Linked DNA regions of Homo sapiens: region 2 is linked to region 1. A link is a contact called in ENCODE Hi-C or POLR2A ChIA-PET data. All regions are on one chromosome and are shown on one strand. The core of a region is the stretch at or near the end of the contact, and the rest is flanking DNA. Distances in the headings are between cores, read along the strand shown.

Evidence for each region. Hi-C counts contacts between places; a loop is a spot of excess contacts on that map. ChIA-PET counts read pairs that join two places held with the same protein, here RNA polymerase II (POLR2A). Pooled maps may share reads with other maps.
Region 2: a loop to region 1 is called in a pooled map, with 4 times the contacts of the local background. The contact joins the enhancer-like site here to the promoter of LINC02028 in region 1. A Hi-C loop is called at or near these places in 2 of 168 maps with a recorded cell type or tissue (B cell and endometrial microvascular endothelial cells), 13 of 37 single-sample maps with no recorded cell type and 13 of 50 pooled maps. POLR2A ChIA-PET finds 5 or more read pairs at or near these places in 3 of 52 experiments (HEK293, WTC11 and activated B cell).

Annotation. Positions count from the first base shown.
Region 1 is chr3:194,069,193-194,072,419 of GRCh38, reverse strand. LINC02028 (long intergenic non-protein coding RNA 2028) reads left to right here and starts at 1,450. Exons shown (of 3, transcript NR_136179.1): 1 at 1,450-1,598. It overlaps LOC102724877, which reads right to left and starts at 2,331. Exons shown (of 6, transcript XR_002959666.2): 1 at 2,145-2,331. RefSeq lists a silencer at 1,253-1,432.
Region 2 is chr3:194,295,850-194,299,076 of GRCh38, reverse strand. No RefSeq gene overlaps it. Among named protein-coding and RNA genes, the nearest start is that of LINC00887, 15 kb to the left of the region's middle. Within about 2 kb of position 1,661, at least 20 of the 41 ENCODE cell types and tissues checked have a DNase peak (open chromatin) inside an H3K27ac peak, as active enhancers do.

The DNA of each region.
Region 1 (3,227 bases), core at 201-2,700:
AGCAGTTTTCAAATTGTTTTTGTTTCTGTCAAATGGTTGCCAGAATAGTCTTTGATCAAGGTTTCCACTGCTCATCAGTAAACAGAGAGTTGTGGGAAGGAGTCCCGCCAGAGATTGGCAAACGCCCTCATCACCGACTCAGAGGCAAATGGCTGATCTCTGACCACAGGTGATGCTCACTCACACCAGGCTCTGGGCTGGAGTCGAGGCATAAGCACTGCCTTGACTCCCGCCCGGCCTACCATGTCCAATGGTGGGAGGGGAGATGACGGGGATGTCCCCGCTTCCCCATTCCCCATCTCTTTGGCGGTTCCTATCTGAATCTAGAAGTGCAAAGCCACCCCTAGCAAGCTACTTCTCCTAGTCGCTTTCCTCCTTGTAAACTGGGGGTGCCAACATCCCCCCCTTACTTCAGGGGCCTTTCAAGAATGTACAGAGTGGCTGGGCGCGGTGACTCATGCCTGTAATCCCAGCACTTTGGGAGGCTGAGGTAGGCGAATCACCTGACAGGGTCAGGAGTTCTAGCCCAGCTTGGCCAACATGGCGAAACCCCGTCTCTACTAAAAATACAAAAATTAGCCGGGCGTGGTGGTGGGAGCCTGGCACGAGAATCGCTTGAACCTGGGAGGCAGAGGTTGCAGTGATCACGCCACTGCACTCCAGCCTGGGCGACAGAGAGACTCTGTCTCAAAGAAACACCACCAAAGAATGTACGGAGTGGGAGTCAGGAGCTTTGGAAAGCGTATTGGCCAGTTGTTGCATAGGTGCGTTACGTGAGCGAGCCAAGAAGGGCTCCCTACAGCATGTGTGCGCGCGTCCATTCATTTGTTCGTTCATTCGTTCATTCATTCAGTAATTCATTCATGCATTCGACATTTATTCAGCACCTGGGTGAGACACACACTGAGATTCAATAAACTGCTGATCAAAGTTGTGTCTAGACGTCCAAGGGTTAAGCCGCCGGCGCGGGCCCCTCTGCGTCCCCCTCCGCCCCCGCCGGGCGTGGGGAAGGCGGGAAGGCGGCGCGGCGGGTGCCAAAGTCGGAACCTGCTCGTCGGCAGCTCCCGGCGCTGCCTTGACTCGCAGCCAGGCCTGGCGCGGCCGCCGGCTGTGGAATGTGTGAGCGCCATGTGTCACCGCCCCAGACTGTGGGAAAACGCTGCTCCGCTCACCTCCCAGCAGCTGCCCCGCGCCCGCCCGGGCGGGAGCCGGGAAACAGGAGCCGCCTGCCGCGGAGGCCGCCCGGGGGCACTTCCGAGCGCGCGCCGCCTGCCCGGCCGCCCCCGCGCCCGCCGCGTCTCCCCGCCCACACCCCGCTGCCACCCGGCCCCGGGCGCCACCCGCGGAGCAGGCGGCGGGAGGGACAGCCCGGCACGGCCCCTTTCCTGCCCTTCACACCCCTTCTGCTTCTCAGGGGACGCTGGTCCACAGACCGAGGCCCCGTTGCGCGCGGCCGCCTTCGGAGCGCCGCCCTCCTCCCGAAACCGGCCGGGGCGAGTGGCTGCAAGAAGCTGCGGTTTGGCCCGCGGGAGAGGGGGGCTTCCCCGCTGGGGTTGTCTGACGCGAACGCCTTCCTGGCCCCAGCCAGGCGCCCTGAGGTCAGGCCCAGTGGTGAGAGAGCTCTGAACGGGAGGCCCCACGCTGCCTGCTCCCCCAAATCAGAAACAGCCTCCCCCACCGGGGCGAGGCAAGGGATCTGCACCACCCCACGCGCTCCCGCCTGCACGGTAGCCTAGAGCCTGGTGTGAGCGGGAATCACATGTGCTCACACATCACCCAGGCAAGGTCTTTGAAGCCCAGCCATGCGGGCAGACGTATTCAAGGTCACCCTGCTGGGTGGCGGCAGAGCTCCTGTTGGAATCCACGCTCAGAGGACCTTCTGCCGAGCCCCAGCCCCAAAGGCATGGCGCCCTTTCTCTGCAGCATGGTGCCCCTCGTCGAGTTCCTGCCCCATAGAGAAGTTGGGAATGGGGCAGACGGGGGTGGGGGGAAATCATGGGTCCTGGGACCCCGACAGCTTTGCCTAAACTCAGCCTCATGCTGCGAGACGTCCCAGTCCGTCACCTCAGCCTGATTTTCTGGGGGTGCCCCACCTGACAGGCCTGGTAGTGAAGCCCCCATTGTATCCAGCCCTCTACGAGCACCTGGCATTTGTGTGCCTTGTTCCGGCTTGCCACCTCCTCTGTGGAAGTCTTCCCAGATTTGCCCAATCATTGCTTCCCGGTTCTCCGGCGGCCTTTGACAAACGCCTGTTTATGACGTTTGTGGCCCCCTGTAACTCATGGCCTACCTGTCCTCTCCTCCCTTCCGGAGTTTCCTGAGGGCAGAGACTGTGTTGCCCTCCTTTTTGATTTCCACACAAATGATTATTTGAGAACTCTGCTTATGGCAGCTGCTCTGTTTGTTGGCTGAATGTTATGCAATTTACCACTGGCTAGGAATCTCACCAGATGTGTGACCTTGGGCAAGTTGCTTAATCTAAGCTTCGGTTTTCTCATCTGTAAAATGGAGATCAACTGATACTGCGTCTAAAGTGACTTGTATAGTGGCTGGCACAAAGCAGATGCTGTGTGTGTGTATGAATGATTGCTAAAATACCATAGACTGGTGGCTTAAACAATAGTCATTTATTTTCTCCTGGCTCTGGAGGCTGGGAGATCCAAGATCAAGATGATGGCGAATTAGGTTGTTAGTGAGGGTGCTCTTCCTGGCTTGCAGAAGGCTGTCTGCTCACTGTGTCGTCATGTGACCACAGAGAGAGAGCAAGTCTGTTCTTATGAAGACACCAATCCTATCAGATTAGGGCCCCACCCTTATGATCTCAGTTAACCTTAATTACTTCTATAAAGGCCAGGTCTCCAAATACAGTCACACGGGGAGCTAGGGCTTCAACCTATGGCTTTTGGGGGATACAGTTCAGTCCATAGCAGTGGGGAAAGGATGTGACTCAGTCTAGAGAGACTCAAGGAGGGAATGCTTAGATAGGAGCATGGAGGGCGTGCCTGGTGAAGGGAACAGTATGGCACAGCTTCAGAGGCAAGGGTGAGCCAGCAGCAAGGGGCTGGCTATGGCCGGTACAAAAAGCATGTGCTCGTGGGAAATAGGTAAGAGAAGCTTGGGGGTATGGCCAGAGTATGGAGGACTCTGAATGCTGGGTGTGTTCGAAGGGTTTTGAATGCTGAGTTTTTACTTGATGTGCCTGGAAGTAGTTGCTGAAGGCGGTTTGG
Region 2 (3,227 bases), core at 412-2,911, 230 kb before region 1:
TGTGGGCGGCAATCTGGGGACAGCAGTCAGCTTGCTGTCTGCTCCACTCTGCAACAAACTGCCTTCCTCAGTGCCCACCCCAACGGAGAAGGAACAAATGGTCTTCTGTTTGGATGGAGGAGAGGATTTGTATCTGTTCTCAGCTGCCTGTGGGTTTGTGCTTCCCACCTGCCTGCCCAGGCCTCATCTGATGTATCAGGAGTCCTCTGGGCGGGCACCAATGAGGGCAGCCTTTCAACTAATCCGGGGTGCCACCGAGGAGCTGGAGTGCGAGCTCTTTGGCCCTATGGGAAGCTCCCCTGGGAGGCTGCACTCTTTTCTACCAGTGAATGTTCTTTCACCCACTTCCTGCGGGCGCTGGCCAGATCCTCTGTGAGCAGTGGAGCTTGGCATGGTTCAGCGTGGAGCAGCCCTCCCAGCCACCCAGGGAAATCTCTCCATTCAATTACCTCCTGGCTTCCCACGCGTGGCCCATTAGCCTTGTCTGGGGCTCTTATGCATCAGGATTTATCATTGTGCAGCACCTGCGGGGGAGCTTGCCCCAGGCTTTGAAGGTCCTTCTGCAGAGGAGCTTAGGCAGGAGCAGGGGGCGCACGGAGGAGGTTTCTCTCAGTGGAGGAGCACGTGCTATGATTTCCTAGCCTGCTGTTGACGCTCCATTGCGGTCCTCATCACTTCAGAGCACTTTCATTCTTATTTTATTTTTAAATTTTTAAAAGAGACTGGGTCTCTTTTGTTGCCCAGGCTAGAGTACCGTGCTGTGATCACAGCTCCCTGGAGGCTTAAACTCCTGGGCTCAAGCAATTCTCGTGTCTCAGCCCCCTGAGTCGCTAAGACTACAGGTGGGCATCACCATGCCTGGCTAATTGATTTTATTTTTTAGAGATGAGCTCTTGCCACGTTTCCCAGACTGTGCTTGAACTCCTGGCCTCAAGCAATCCTCCCACTTCAGCCCCAAGAGTTGCTGGGATTACAGGGGGAAGCCACCTTGTCCGGCCCAGAAGCACTTTTCAAAGCCTCTTACGTTGGATGCTGTAGGTTCCATGCGACAATGACACTAATTATGATTTAAGCAGCACCTACTAGAAAGGAGCGTGTCTCATACATTATTGATCACTCTTAAAACTGCCTAGCTCCACGTGGTGGCTCACTCCTGTAATCCCAGCTCTTTGGGAGGCTGAGGCAGGCGGATCACCTGAGGTCAGCAGTTCGAGACCAGCCTGGCCAACATGGCGAAACCCCCTTTCTCTACTAAAAATACAAAAATTAGCCAGGCGTGGAGGCGCGTGCCTGTAATCCCAGCTACTTGGGAGGCTGAGGCAGGAGAATCACTTGAACCTGGGAGACGGAGGTTGCAGTGAGCCGAGATTGCACCACTGCACTCCAGCCTGGGTGACAGAGTGAGACTCCATGTAAAAACAAACAAACAAAGAACCCCAAACTGCCTAGCTCCATTTTGTTCAACAAGAGGCTCAGAGAGTATGTTTGAGGTCACCCACGTGTGTATTTTACGTCTAAAACCTCTCCTGACCCTCGAATGACCCACTCCTGGCTGTAGTCAGTTAGGTCTGTTCAGCCGCAGGAGAGGAGGCTCACAACGGCCAGGCAGGCTCCGATCTTCTCAATGTGGTCCCTCGCTGTGGCGGCTTAGCTTAGATCTTCTCTCAAACTCAGGCCGCTAGAGGGTCCCCACCGGGAAAGGGACACGCCAGGGCGTGGGGCAGGTCTGGAGCGGCCCGGGGCCGGGTGGATCCCGGCGCTCTGCTTTTACCTGGCAGGCGGGAGCGGTCCGGCGGGGCGTGGGCGCAGCGGGGGCCCGGGGCTGGAGGGGAGGGGACGGAGGGGGCAGGAGGGGGAGGGCCGGGAGGAGCCAGCAAGCTGGCGGCGGCGGCGGCCTTGAGCCACTGGCTGGGGCTGGTTGTGGCCGAGGCTGTGGCGAGAGGCGGGGCCGCTGGTGTGGCCAACGAGCCCGTAATGAAGCCCGGCGCCTGAGTCCCCTTTGTTCCCGGGGAACTACTTAAAAAGCCCCCTCCTCAGTCCCCGTGCGGGGCGAATGAGGACAATGGCCGGAGTCGCAGTGGGCAGAGCGGAACGCCCCCTTCAGAGAGGCCTTTCCAGCCGCGCGGCCCGGGGGACTGCAGGCGGGGCGCGCGCTGCCCTTCGAGGCCAAGAGGCCAACGGTGAAACAACAAAGATTTTTTTTTTCTTTCTTTTTTCTTTTTTTTTTAGAAAGAAATCTCGCCATTGCCGGGAATGGGTAAATCACTCAGGCCGCGTGGGTCCTTGGCAGATGGCAGAGGCGGCTTCCCAGTCCCCCACCTGGCACTAGAGGGACGGGGCGCGCACCCAACGGTGGCACGCATCGCCGAATTTTCCTGAATGCCGCTGTGGCACATTCCTGGCCTTTGCAGTTATTAGGAAATGAGAGGATCTTTTTTCCTTCTACTCTCCCCTCCCCCTGCCTTCGTTTTTCTTCCAGGCATGGAATTATCTACTTTAGCAGTTCAAAAGACATTCCATTCCCATGACAAAGACAGAAAGGGGTGATGTTGGCATACTGTAGCCCTCTTTCTCATAGGGAGACTTGAGCAATAAATCATAATGAATGAGAATTTAAAATAGCATTTATTTAACCTTTAATAGTACACCTTGCTGATTTTCAAAGCGTCACCAACAGCTTTGTTTTTCACATTCCCCAGCAAGGGTCCAACTCAAACTTTGAGCAGACAGTAGCGAATTTTATTCCTCTCATATATTCCTAAAAAAAAATGGGTTGAGGGGATTCGTGTTCCGCTCCCTCTCAGCTCTTAAATGTCTTAAGTCTATCACTGAACAAAGACTGACAGAAGATTTTAAAATAGAATGCAAAACTATCATCACAGCAAATATCTACTTACATCTTTTTTTTTTTTTTTTAGATGGAGTCTCGCTTTGTCGCCCAGGCTGGAGTGCAGTGATGCGGTCTCGGCTCACTGAAGCCTCCTCTTTCCGAAGCCTACGCCTCCCAGGTGCAAGCGATTCTCCTGCCTCAACCTCCCAAGTAGCTGGGATTACAGGCGTCCGCCACCACACCCGGCTACTTTTTTTTTTTTTTTTTTGAAACGGAGTCCCGCTCTGTCGACCAGGCTGAATGGAGTGCAGTGCCGCGCTCACTGCAAGCTCCGTCTCCCGGGTTCACGCCATTCTCCTGCCTCAGCCTCCCGAGTAGCTGGCACTACAGGCGCCCG